3 separate regions of the Homo sapiens genome follow, and all the other regions are linked to region 1. A link is a contact called in ENCODE Hi-C or POLR2A ChIA-PET data. All regions are on one chromosome and are shown on one strand. Each heading gives the region's core, a stretch centred on a gene start or an enhancer-like site at or near the end of the contact. The rest is flanking DNA. Distances are from core to core; before and after follow the strand shown.

Region 1 (3,310 bases), core at 696-3,195:
CTATTAAAGAGAAATAAGACTAAGTATACATTACTTTGAGCACAACTGAAAAATTCAGTTTGATAAACTACATTAGCGTACTTAGAATACACGTATGCTACAATAGCTGTAATTAGATAAAAGCTGAGTTTTAATTTTACTGATCCAGCTACCAATATACTTTCACTATTCAATTCCCATCTCAAAAGCATACTTTCCTACTTAGTACAAACCCAATATTATAAACACAAAAGACAAAGATTTGCCCAATAAGTCGTTATCTAATTGTTATCAAGACTTGTTATTTGCATTTCAAAACCTGTAAGAATACCTTAAAATGATCCCTAAAATATTAAGCAACCTAATAATTCACACAATAAATCATCTCATCAGGCTTTAGTTATTACAGGCATTTAAATTATTTACTACAGCAAGAGTCCTCACCAATCAGAACTGTTTGAAATTTTCTCTTCTGAAATCTGCTATTACTTAACGAGTTTCAAATTTTGAGCCATTTATTTCTAGATATAAAGGTTAATAAGAAACATTTCTGCATCAAATGCACATAACTTCACAGTAAAGTCTTTTTTCCTCTCTTAGGAAACCAGATTCTCATTTTCTCTCTTATTTTACCAAATTATCAAAGAATACACAATGTGGCTTGGATTTCAGTACTGAAGACAAGTGACAATACATGGTTGACAGAATGAAAAACTAAAGTTTCACAATTTTAACAGGTAAAATATCTAGGTTGTGATAATGGGCTGAGCCCATAACATTAGCATTCCTTTCAAGATCCAATTCTTAAACCACCTGAATATTTCTGGCCAATGAACCAAATTAGGGGCTTAAAACATCGTGTCTCAAAGTTCACCATATGCTATTTCTCAAAGAAAACGTTACCTAGGAAAGAAGGAAGAACTTACATTTGGAGCATGACCTGGTTCAAGAATACCCCATCCACCAAAGCCACATATTCATCAAGGTTGGTCCCATTTCCTGCGGCCAGAGGTCCAAACGTTTTAACCTAGAACAAACAGAAGGATCACCACGACATGAACGCCCACCTCCATCTCTGCAGCCACAAATAACTCAGCAAAATATACAATAAAGGACACCCCACTTACCCAAGTGACCAAAGGGCTGGTCATGAACTGCTCCAGAAGGGGAGTAAAAATTTCGTTCTCCATTTTACAGAGTATGTATTTGAAAAAAGGAACTACCACAAAAATACGCCTAGGGAATTGGTCACTAAACGTGGAAGTAAGTAGAAATCAATGAAAGTCCATTTCGGCAAGGGAGAAAAATCCCATCGTGGAGGAGGGGGGCACTCTCCCTCCTCAAAAAACACCCCAGAGTGAAACGAGCCGAAATCCCAAGAAGTGGCTTCGACGACGGACACCACGAGCAGCAGCCTGCGCTGGAAATGTCTGTACCGGGCGAGGAGGGGCAGAGAAAAGGCATCTGGAGGAGGAGGAAGGGAAAGGGGGCTGGAACCCAAGACAAAAAGCCCGTCAAGGTTGTCCAGCTCCTGGAGGATCCAGACCAGCGAAACTGCTCCCAATGAATCAATCCCAACGGGGGCTAAATGAAATACGTTAAACAGAGACCACGTTAAGGATACCGAGGCGCCACCAGACTCGACCTCGGCGTTCCGACCTCTACACGTTCCACCCACCGATGGGCATGGAGCCGCTTTCGACCCGCGGAGCCTCCACTGCCCGCAGCCCCTCAGTACCAACAGGCAGGGCTCGCCCCTTCCCCCCGAGCAGACACCATTCCTCCGCCGCCCTCAAGCCTCGCCTCCAGCCCCCTTCCCCTCCCGGGGGTGGGGGCTTGAATGTGTGTCCCTAACCCCCCAGCTTCCTAAGCCCTGCCAGCCTTTCAGCGCGTCTCTGGGAATCCCTGGCACAAAATCACCGCCGCGCTCCAGCCTTCTCCGCCCTCTATGGAGAAGCCGGAGTAACGGCCTCAGAACCGCAGTGCCGCATCACACCCCACCCCTCGCCGCCCGCCAGCGCCGCCCGCCAATGCCGGGGGCCGCCGTCAAAGGGAGCGCGCTGCTCCCTCCGCGCCGATATCCTTCCGCCGACTCCCCGCCCCTCCCGTGCAGCTGCCTCTGGATTGTGGGAGAAGAAAACCGCTGCATGAGCGCGCTCCCGAGCGAGCGCGCCCCCGGGCTAGCCTCGCCGCCGCCCAGATCCTGGCGGCGGGCGCGGGCTCGGGCGTGGGCGCGCGCTCGCTGCAGCTGCTGCGGAGACAACCCGCTCCTCGGTTGCGCCCAGGACGGTTGCCTGGTGGGCGGGGACAGGGAAGGCAGAGCAAGGGGTCTGTCTGCTCGCTCGCTCATGCCTAATTATGGTTTATTTCCTCCCCGAGTGACTTCTTTGATACGTGAAGGAAGGGGAAAGAAATCCTTCTCTTATAAACATGAGGGATGCAGACAGCCTTTTTCGGACAGTTTGATGTGTTCTGTAAAGCATGCCTTCTCCCCAGCAAAATGGAATAGGAAAACTCACTGCAGCAAATGGCAGAGGGACTTGAGCCACAACTTGGTGGGGGTTTTTTTCTCCTTTTTGTTTTCTTCCAAATGCAGTCCACTAACGCATGAATGTTCTTCAAAGTTGCAAGTGACATACAGTAAGATTTTTTAAAAACCAGAGCTGTCTGTCAGCACGTTGGTATTCCCTGACTGGAGCAAACATGACTCAGACATTGTTTTTTGGTTTTGTTTTGTTTTTTACTATTTGGGCATGGGTCGGGGGAAACCCAAGCAAAATCAAGAGCTACAAAGAAGAAACATTTAGAAGTCATCCAAGTTGGGTGACAAATAAACAGATTACATATTTGTCATAAATCTCCATGCCACGTACGACTGGGACCTTGAAATAATTTTAAGTTCCCTGGCAAAATCAAATGCTACTCCTCATTTCAAAGGAAAATAAAGACCTTTTTCCCGGGGTAAAATGGGCATATAGAACGCAATCTTTTTTTGATAAAAGATAATATTATAGTTTTATAATGTGTGCTATGTTTACATTACATAAATATTTACACGGAGTATATATTTTAAATTAGCAGTAAAAATGTTTTTGTCATAACACAGTTAAGAAAGAGCAGAATTTCTTAATTGGGTAGTTGAGAACCTGGACTCTGAAGTCTTCCTGCCTGGTTCCAATATGCACCAGCTGTGTGAGCCTACGCACGTTATTGAGTCTCTTTGTGCTTCGATTCCGTCACGTGTAAAGCAGGGCTAATAATAGGGTTAAATGAAATGGCAGCTTATAGTTAAGTGTTCTATAAATGTCATTAATGTTGTTTTTAACATTAT
Region 2 (3,513 bases), core at 796-3,295, 290 kb before region 1:
GAGACTCCATTTCAAAAAAATAATAAAATCTGAAAACATTATTACATATTTCTTTTTTTATTACATGATATTTTAACAATTACTGTTAACTGTGTTGGTTGTGCTAATGGTATACCATGTTTTATCAGAAGTCCTTATGTGTTAAATATCTGCTCAAGTATTTATGGGGGGAATGATGTGACACCAGAAATTTGCTTTAAAAACATTAGAACTGGCAACAAAACAAAGTAGAAGCTGGAGGAAATCGGTGAAACAAGAATGGCAGTACGTTAATTGCTGAAGCTGGGTGATGGGAATATGGGGATTCATTACACTATGCTCTCCACTTTTATGTGTGTTTGAAACTTTTCGGCCAGGCGCAGTGGCTCATGCTTGCAATCCCAGCACTTTGGGAGGCTGAGGCGGGCGAATCACCTGAGGTCAGGAGTTTGAGACCAGCCTGGCCAACAGGGCGAAACCCCGTCTCTACTAAAAATACAAAAATTAGCCGGGTGTGATGGCACACATCTGTAATCCCAGGTACTCTGGAGTCTGAGGCAGGAGAATTGCTTGAACTTAAGAGGCAGAGGTTGCAGTGAGCCAAGATGGTGCCACTGCACTCCAGCCTGGGCAACAGAGTGAGACTCTGTCTCAAAAAAAAAAAAACCTTTTAAATTAAAAGGCAAGAGTGATGGTTCATGCCTATAATCCTAGCACTTTGGGAGGCCAAGGGAGGCAGGCTGCTTGAGCCCAGGAGTTTGAGACCAGCCTGGGCAACATGGTATACCCCTGTCTCTACAAAAAATACAAAAATTAGCCGGGCATGATGGTGCATGTGCCTGCAATTCTAGCTACTTGAGAGGCTGACGAGGGAGAATCACCTGAGCATGGGAGGTGGAGGCTACAGTGAACCGAGGTCTTGCCACTGCACTCCAGCCTGGGCCACAGAGTGAGACCGTCTCTCAAAAAAAAAAAAAAAATTGAAAATTAAAAATAAATATACCGATCATTTTAGGAATTAGTTCTCACTCTCCAGTTTTGTTGTTGTTTTTTTTAATTATTATTATTTTTAAAAAACATGGCCGGGTGTGGTGGCTCACACCTGTAAATCCTGTACTTTGGGAGGCCGAGGCAGGTGGATCACTTGAAGCCAGGAGTTCAAGATCATCCTGACCAACATGATGAAACCGTGTCTCTACTAAAATACAAAAATTAGCCAGGTGTGCTGGTGGGTGCCTGTAATCCCAGCTACCTGGGAGGCTGAAGCAGGAGAATCACTTGAACCCAGGAAGCAGAGGTTCCAGTGAGCTGAGATCACGCCACAGCACTACAACCTGGGCAGCAGACTGAGACTCTGTCTCAAAAAACTAAAACTAAAAATAAAAAAATTTGTGGGTACATAGTAAGTATATTTATATATGGGGTTCATAAGATGTGTTGATACAGGCATGCAATGTGAAATAAGCACATCATGGAGAATGCGGTGTTGTCTTTTGCTTGTTTACTTTTTATTTTTCAGTTTATTTGTTCCCTCTCCCTGCCTTTTTTTTACTTGCAAAAGCAATAAATACTTGTAAAAATTGTCAGAAAGGTATAAATCTACTTCCCAATAATACGGGAGGACTGTGTCATGTGTATTTCTTGTAACCTCCTCCTTATGCAGGATACTGCCCACACCGGTATGTGTTCAGTTCAATTCCGTTAGAACTACTGTTCCTCACAAGGCTGTAAGGTACCCTTGAGGTGTCTAGTCCAATTCCTCCATTCTATGGAGGGAGAAACTGAGGCCCTGAGAAGAAGGGAAACTTAGTTAGGGACCCTGAGCTGGTTAAGTGACAGAACCATAAATAGCTCTCACCGTCCTTAACATAGCCCCTGCCAGATAACCCCTAAGGAGACCCAGCAGCCACACGGCTGATAAAGCCACTGCTTGTCAAGATGTCACAGGGTGAACCCCAAAATTGGGGTTCAGCCCAGGAAGTCATGTGGGTTCTTGGCTCCAAACAGGAAGAGCGAGCCAAGAGAGCAAAGTGAAAGCAAGTTTATTAAGTAAAGGAATGAAAGGGTGGAGAGTCCACAGGCAAAGCAACCCCAAAGGCTGCTGGTTGGCTATTTTGATGGTGATTTCTTAATCACATGCTAAACAAAGAGTGGATTTTCATGAGCTTTCTGGGAAAGGGGTGGGGAATTTCCACAACTGAGGGTTCCTCTCCCTTTCAGACCATATATGGTAACTTCCAGACGGTTGCCATGGCTTTTGTAAACTGTCATGTCGCTAGTGGGCATTTCCTTTAGTATGCTAATTTATTATAATTAGTGTATAACGAGCAGAGAGGACAACCAGAGATTGCTTTTGTGGTCACGTGGGTTTTGATTGATTTTCACTTGCCTCTTTACCGCATCCTGTTTTATCTGTGGGGTCTTTATGATTTGTATCTTGTGAACTCCTATCTCACTACCATCAGCATTCCCCTCTTCCCCCCACTCCTCCTGACCTCTTGACAGAAGCTGAGGAAATGGGAAAGCAGATCCTAGACTTGGAGAAGGTCTGTGTGGGGTCCAAGGCCACTCAGTAATAAGACTCCCCCAGGTCCAAAGTCCAGAGACAGCCCCCAGACTCACTCCATCTCTCAGAGGCTGATGCCCACCCAGCAGGCATTCACCTTAGCTCAGAGCAGCACCAATTTCCTGCATGCAGTCAATAAAGTGCAGTTTGCTTCCTGACATAAACAGCTGTTCTCAGAAAGCAAATATGCAAAGAGAATATTATTCTTCAAGTTTAAATGAGGAAGAAGAAAGGGTGGGTGAAGCGGGAGGTGGGAGCTTACACAGAGTTCTAGGTTTATAATCTAATTCTCCAGAGCCAGCCTCTGACCTGCAGCCCCCTGAGTGCCCAAGCTTTTTGGGCCCACCGAAAAGGGCTCTTGAGGCAACTCAAAACCGCTTCAGAAGTAAATGCGAGGAGTTACTTACTCAGGGTTTGCCCAGTCCTGAGGAGGAAACAATTCTGATCGGGGCTTCACTAGAGGGTCTAGATCTCTGCTGTCCAACATAGTAGCCACTTGTCACATGTGTCTGTTGAGCACTTGAAATGTGAGTCGGAAGTGAGCTGGGCTGTAAGTGTAAAATGCACATAGCACCAGGCATGGTGGCTCACACCTACAATTCCATTTGGGGAGGCCAAGGGGGAAGGATCACTTGAGGCCTAGAGTTCAAGATCAACCTGGGCAACATAGTGAGACTCCATTTCTATTAAAAAAATGTTTTTAATGCACATAAGATTTCAAAGATGGCACAAAAATAATAGTTTTAAAATCTCACTAGTAATTTTTATATTGATTATATGTTTGTTTTTTTGGTTTTTTTTTTTTTTTTTGAGATGGAGTCTTGCTCTGTCACCCAGGCTGGAGTGCAGTGGCTCAATCTTGACTCACGGCAACCTCCGCCTCCCAGGCTCAAGCAATTCTCAGGCCTCAGCCTCCTGAGTAGCTCGATTACACGTGCACACCACCATTCCTGGCCAATTTCTGTATT
Region 3 (3,378 bases), core at 791-3,290, 390 kb before region 1:
GTGCACAGCACAAGACTCGGCAAGGCCTAGCCAAGAAACCTATGGTAGAGCTGCAAATTAACTGGATTATATCGAAGGTCAGAAAGTGCTGAAGACCTGATCTAAAAATTCTGACCAGTCAGAAAGGAAAGATCTCTCTAAACACCTCAAGCAGGACTACTCTAAGCCTAAAGGATACTCTAGACCAAGAGTCAGCAAACCATGGCTCATGAGCCCATATTGTATTGGAACACAGCCACGCCCATTCACTTCTGTGCTGTCTATAACTACTTTTGCACAATAAAAACAGAGACGAACAGTTTAGACAAAGGCTGTATGGCCCACAAGCCTAAACTATTTACTCTAACTGGCCCTGTAAGTCTGCAGACCCCTACCTCTAGACCCACCCTAACTTTAAAATCAAAACTTGAAAGGATCAAAATGATTTTCCAGCAAATTAACTGCCTGCCAGAACAAAGTTAAAACCACCAAATCCATGACATGCAGTATAAAATAAATTAATGGACATGCAAAGCAGCAAGAAAATATGACCATAAATAAGAAAGAATAGCAAATATAAACAAACAAATAACGTAGACGTTGGATTCGCACTTTTTTTTTTTTGAGGCGGAGTCTTGCTCTGTCACCCAGGCTGGAGTACAGCGGGGCTATCTTGGCTCACTGCAACCTCCACCTCCCAGGTTCAAGCAATTATCCCACCTCAGCCTCTGAGTAGCTGGGATTACAGGTGTCTGCCATCACACCAAGCTAATTTTTGTGTTTTTAGTAGAGACGGGGTTCACTACGTTGGCCAAGCTGGTCTCAAACTCCTGACCTCAAGTGATCCGCCAGCCTCAGCTTCCCAAAGTGCTGGAATTACAAGTGTGAACTAACACACCTGGCCTGGATTAGCAAATATTAAAATGAAAATTAAAATAGCTATTAAGATATTAAGTACAGAAAAAGACAGACATATAGAGTAGACAGGGAATCTTGGTGGAGAAATATAGACTAAAGGACCAAATGGAGATGCTAGAATTGTAAATTATATTAACTGAAAATAATCACTAGATGAGCTTAAAGGCAGATTAGACAATACAGAAAAAAAGATTTATTGATAAACAAACTTAAAAAACAACAACAGAAAGTATCCAAACTGAAACACAACAAGGGAAAAGGGCAAGTGAAAAAAGGAACAGAGCCTCAGTGCTGAGAGACAATCAAGGAGTTAAAATACCTATAATTGCAGTCCCCTTAAAAAAAGCAACAGTGGCCAGGCATGGGAGCTCATGCCTGTAACCCCAACACTTTAGGAGGCCAAAGTGGGAGGACCACTTGAGGCCAGGAGTTGGGACACCAGTTTGGACAACACAGTGAGACCCTATCTCTACAAAAAACTTAAAAATTAGCCGGTGTAGTGGTGCACACGTGCAGTTCTAGCAACTCAGGAGGCTGAGATGGGAGGATCACTCAAGCCCAGGAGTTTGAGGCTGTAACAAGCCATGATCACGCCACTGCACTCCACCCTGGACAACACAGTTAAGACCCTGTCTCTTTAAAAAAGACTGAAGAAGTTAAAAAAAAAAAAAAAGAAAAAATGGCCTAAAATTGGACAGAAGTTGGCATTTTGAAAATACCAACCAACAGAGCCACAAAGCTCAATGTACTCCAAGCAGAATAAACACAACACCACAAAAAGGCACACCATAAGGGTCAAACTGAAAATCAAAGATAGAGACAACCCTAAAAACAGTCAGAGGAAAAAAGCAGGTAAACAACAATAAGAATGACCTCACCTCTCATTGATGTAATCCAAAAGGTAATGAACGCCTTTAAAGTTATGAAAAAACTGACAATCTAAAATTATATACAGATGATCCTCATTATTCATGGATTCCTTATTTGCTCATTTACCTGCTCACTAAATTTGTAGCCCCAAAATCCATACTTGCAGCACTTTCAGGACATGCAATGAGCAGAGCAGGCAAACCAGAGCGGGTCATCCAAAGTACAAGTTCCCAGCTGAGATGGAACAAGGTAACCCTACCGCCTTCTTGTTTCAGCTCTGCCACTGACTTCCCTGTTTCATATGGCCCTTAAGCACAGCGCTGACATGGTATCGAGTGTTTTTAACCACAAGAAGGCTATGATGTGCCTTACAGAGAAAACATATGTTAGATAATCTTCCTTCAGGCATAAATTATAGTGTTCTTGGCCATGAGTTCAATGTTAATGAATCAATAATACATATTAAATAAGATGTCTTTATTTTTTAATTGATATATAACAGTTGTTTTATATTTTGGTAGTACATATGATATTTTGATACCTATATGCAATGTGTAATGATCAAGTCAGAGTGACTGGGTTATATATCACCTCAAACATTTTTCTTTTCTTTGTGTTAGAAACATTACAATTCTTCTAGCTATTCTGAAATATAGAATAAATCATTAACTATAATTTCTCTACTGTACTATCAAATACTAGAACTTATTCCTTCTATCCAACTGTATTTTTGTACCCCAGGTGGCTTTAAATAGAAAAACACATAAAACAAGGTAATATACTGATTGGTTAACAAAAATATTATGACAAGAGGCTTACAGGAGCCAAGTCTGTATTTCCCCTAAGAACAATGATTCAGTATTTGCTAATTCCCTGTTTTTGGTGGCTATACAGAACATAGTGACAGCTTAAAAAAACAGAATTGGCTGTATTATTCAAAACATATTTTTTTAAATAACCAGGCATGGTGGCTCACACCTGTAATCTCAGGACCGTAGGAGGCTGGGGTAGGAGGATTGCTTGAGCCCTGGGGTACGAGACCAGCCCAGGCAACAAAGTGAGACCCCAACTCTCCAAAAAAATTAAAACATTAGCCAGGCACGGTAGCGTGTGCCTATAGTCCCACCTACTTGGGAGGCTGAGGTGGGAGGATCACTTGAGCCCAGGAGTTTGAGGCTGCAGTGGGTTATGATCAGGCCACTGGACTCCAGCCTGGGCAACAGAGTAAGACCTTATCTCTAAACGAACAAACAAAATATATAGAAAAAGTAAAGATTAATAAAGGTATCTTCAGATAAAAGCTGAAAACAGAAGCTGAAAGAATTTGTCACTAAGACACCTACAATACAAGAAATGTTAAATCAAGTTCTTCAGACTGAGAGAAAATGATATGAGATGTAAACTTTGATCTTTATGTAGGAATAAAGAATGGCAAAAATGGTAAATATATATGTAGATGTTGAATATACAGGTAGATGTTAATTTTTCTCATTTCTTAGTTTCTTCAAAGAATAACTTTCTGAAGCACAAATTATCACAAAATACAATAACTATAATACATTTAGAAGCAAAACTTATGACAATAAAAGCACAAAGGATGAAAATAGTATA

What was found. A loop is a pair of places that touch in the nucleus more often than their neighbours do. ChIA-PET counts read pairs that join two places held with the same protein, here RNA polymerase II (POLR2A). Pooled maps may share reads with other maps.
Region 2: a loop to region 1 is called in a map of CD8-positive, alpha-beta T cell, with 20 times the contacts of the local background. The contact joins the enhancer-like site here to the promoter of CCDC88A in region 1. A Hi-C loop is called at or near these places in 1 of 168 maps with a recorded cell type or tissue (CD8-positive, alpha-beta T cell) and 7 of 50 pooled maps. POLR2A ChIA-PET finds 5 or more read pairs at or near these places in 1 of 52 experiments (GM12878).
Region 3: a loop to region 1 is called in a pooled map, with 2.6 times the contacts of the local background. The contact joins the enhancer-like site here to the promoter of CCDC88A in region 1. A Hi-C loop is called at or near these places in 6 of 168 maps with a recorded cell type or tissue (CD4-positive, alpha-beta T cell, GM12878, HepG2 and 3 more), 6 of 37 single-sample maps with no recorded cell type and 3 of 50 pooled maps. POLR2A ChIA-PET finds 5 or more read pairs at or near these places in 1 of 52 experiments (H1).

Annotation. Positions count from the first base shown.
Region 1 is chr2:55,417,911-55,421,220 of GRCh38, forward strand. It overlaps CCDC88A (coiled-coil domain containing 88A), which reads right to left and starts at 1,946. Exons shown (of 33, transcript NM_001365480.1): 1 at 1,107-1,946; 2 at 906-1,006. The coding sequence starts at 1,169. RefSeq lists silencers at 1,847-1,916, 1,947-1,996, 2,057-2,346.
Region 2 is chr2:55,131,871-55,135,383 of GRCh38, forward strand. It overlaps a transcript of RTN4 not described here. Among named protein-coding and RNA genes, the nearest start is that of RTN4, 83 kb to the left of the region's middle. RefSeq lists enhancers at 1,790-2,702, 2,004-2,193, 2,023-2,317. Within about 2 kb of position 2,046, at least 23 of the 41 ENCODE cell types and tissues checked have a DNase peak (open chromatin) inside an H3K27ac peak, as active enhancers do; they include CD8-positive, alpha-beta T cell and GM12878, where a contact is called at or near this core.
Region 3 is chr2:55,031,496-55,034,873 of GRCh38, forward strand. All of the region lies in intron 1 of RTN4 (reticulon 4), which reads right to left. Among named protein-coding and RNA genes, the nearest start is that of RTN4, 17 kb to the right of the region's middle. RefSeq lists an enhancer at 2,150-2,199. Within about 2 kb of position 2,041, at least 2 of the 41 ENCODE cell types and tissues checked have a DNase peak (open chromatin) inside an H3K27ac peak, as active enhancers do; they include GM12878, where a contact is called at or near this core.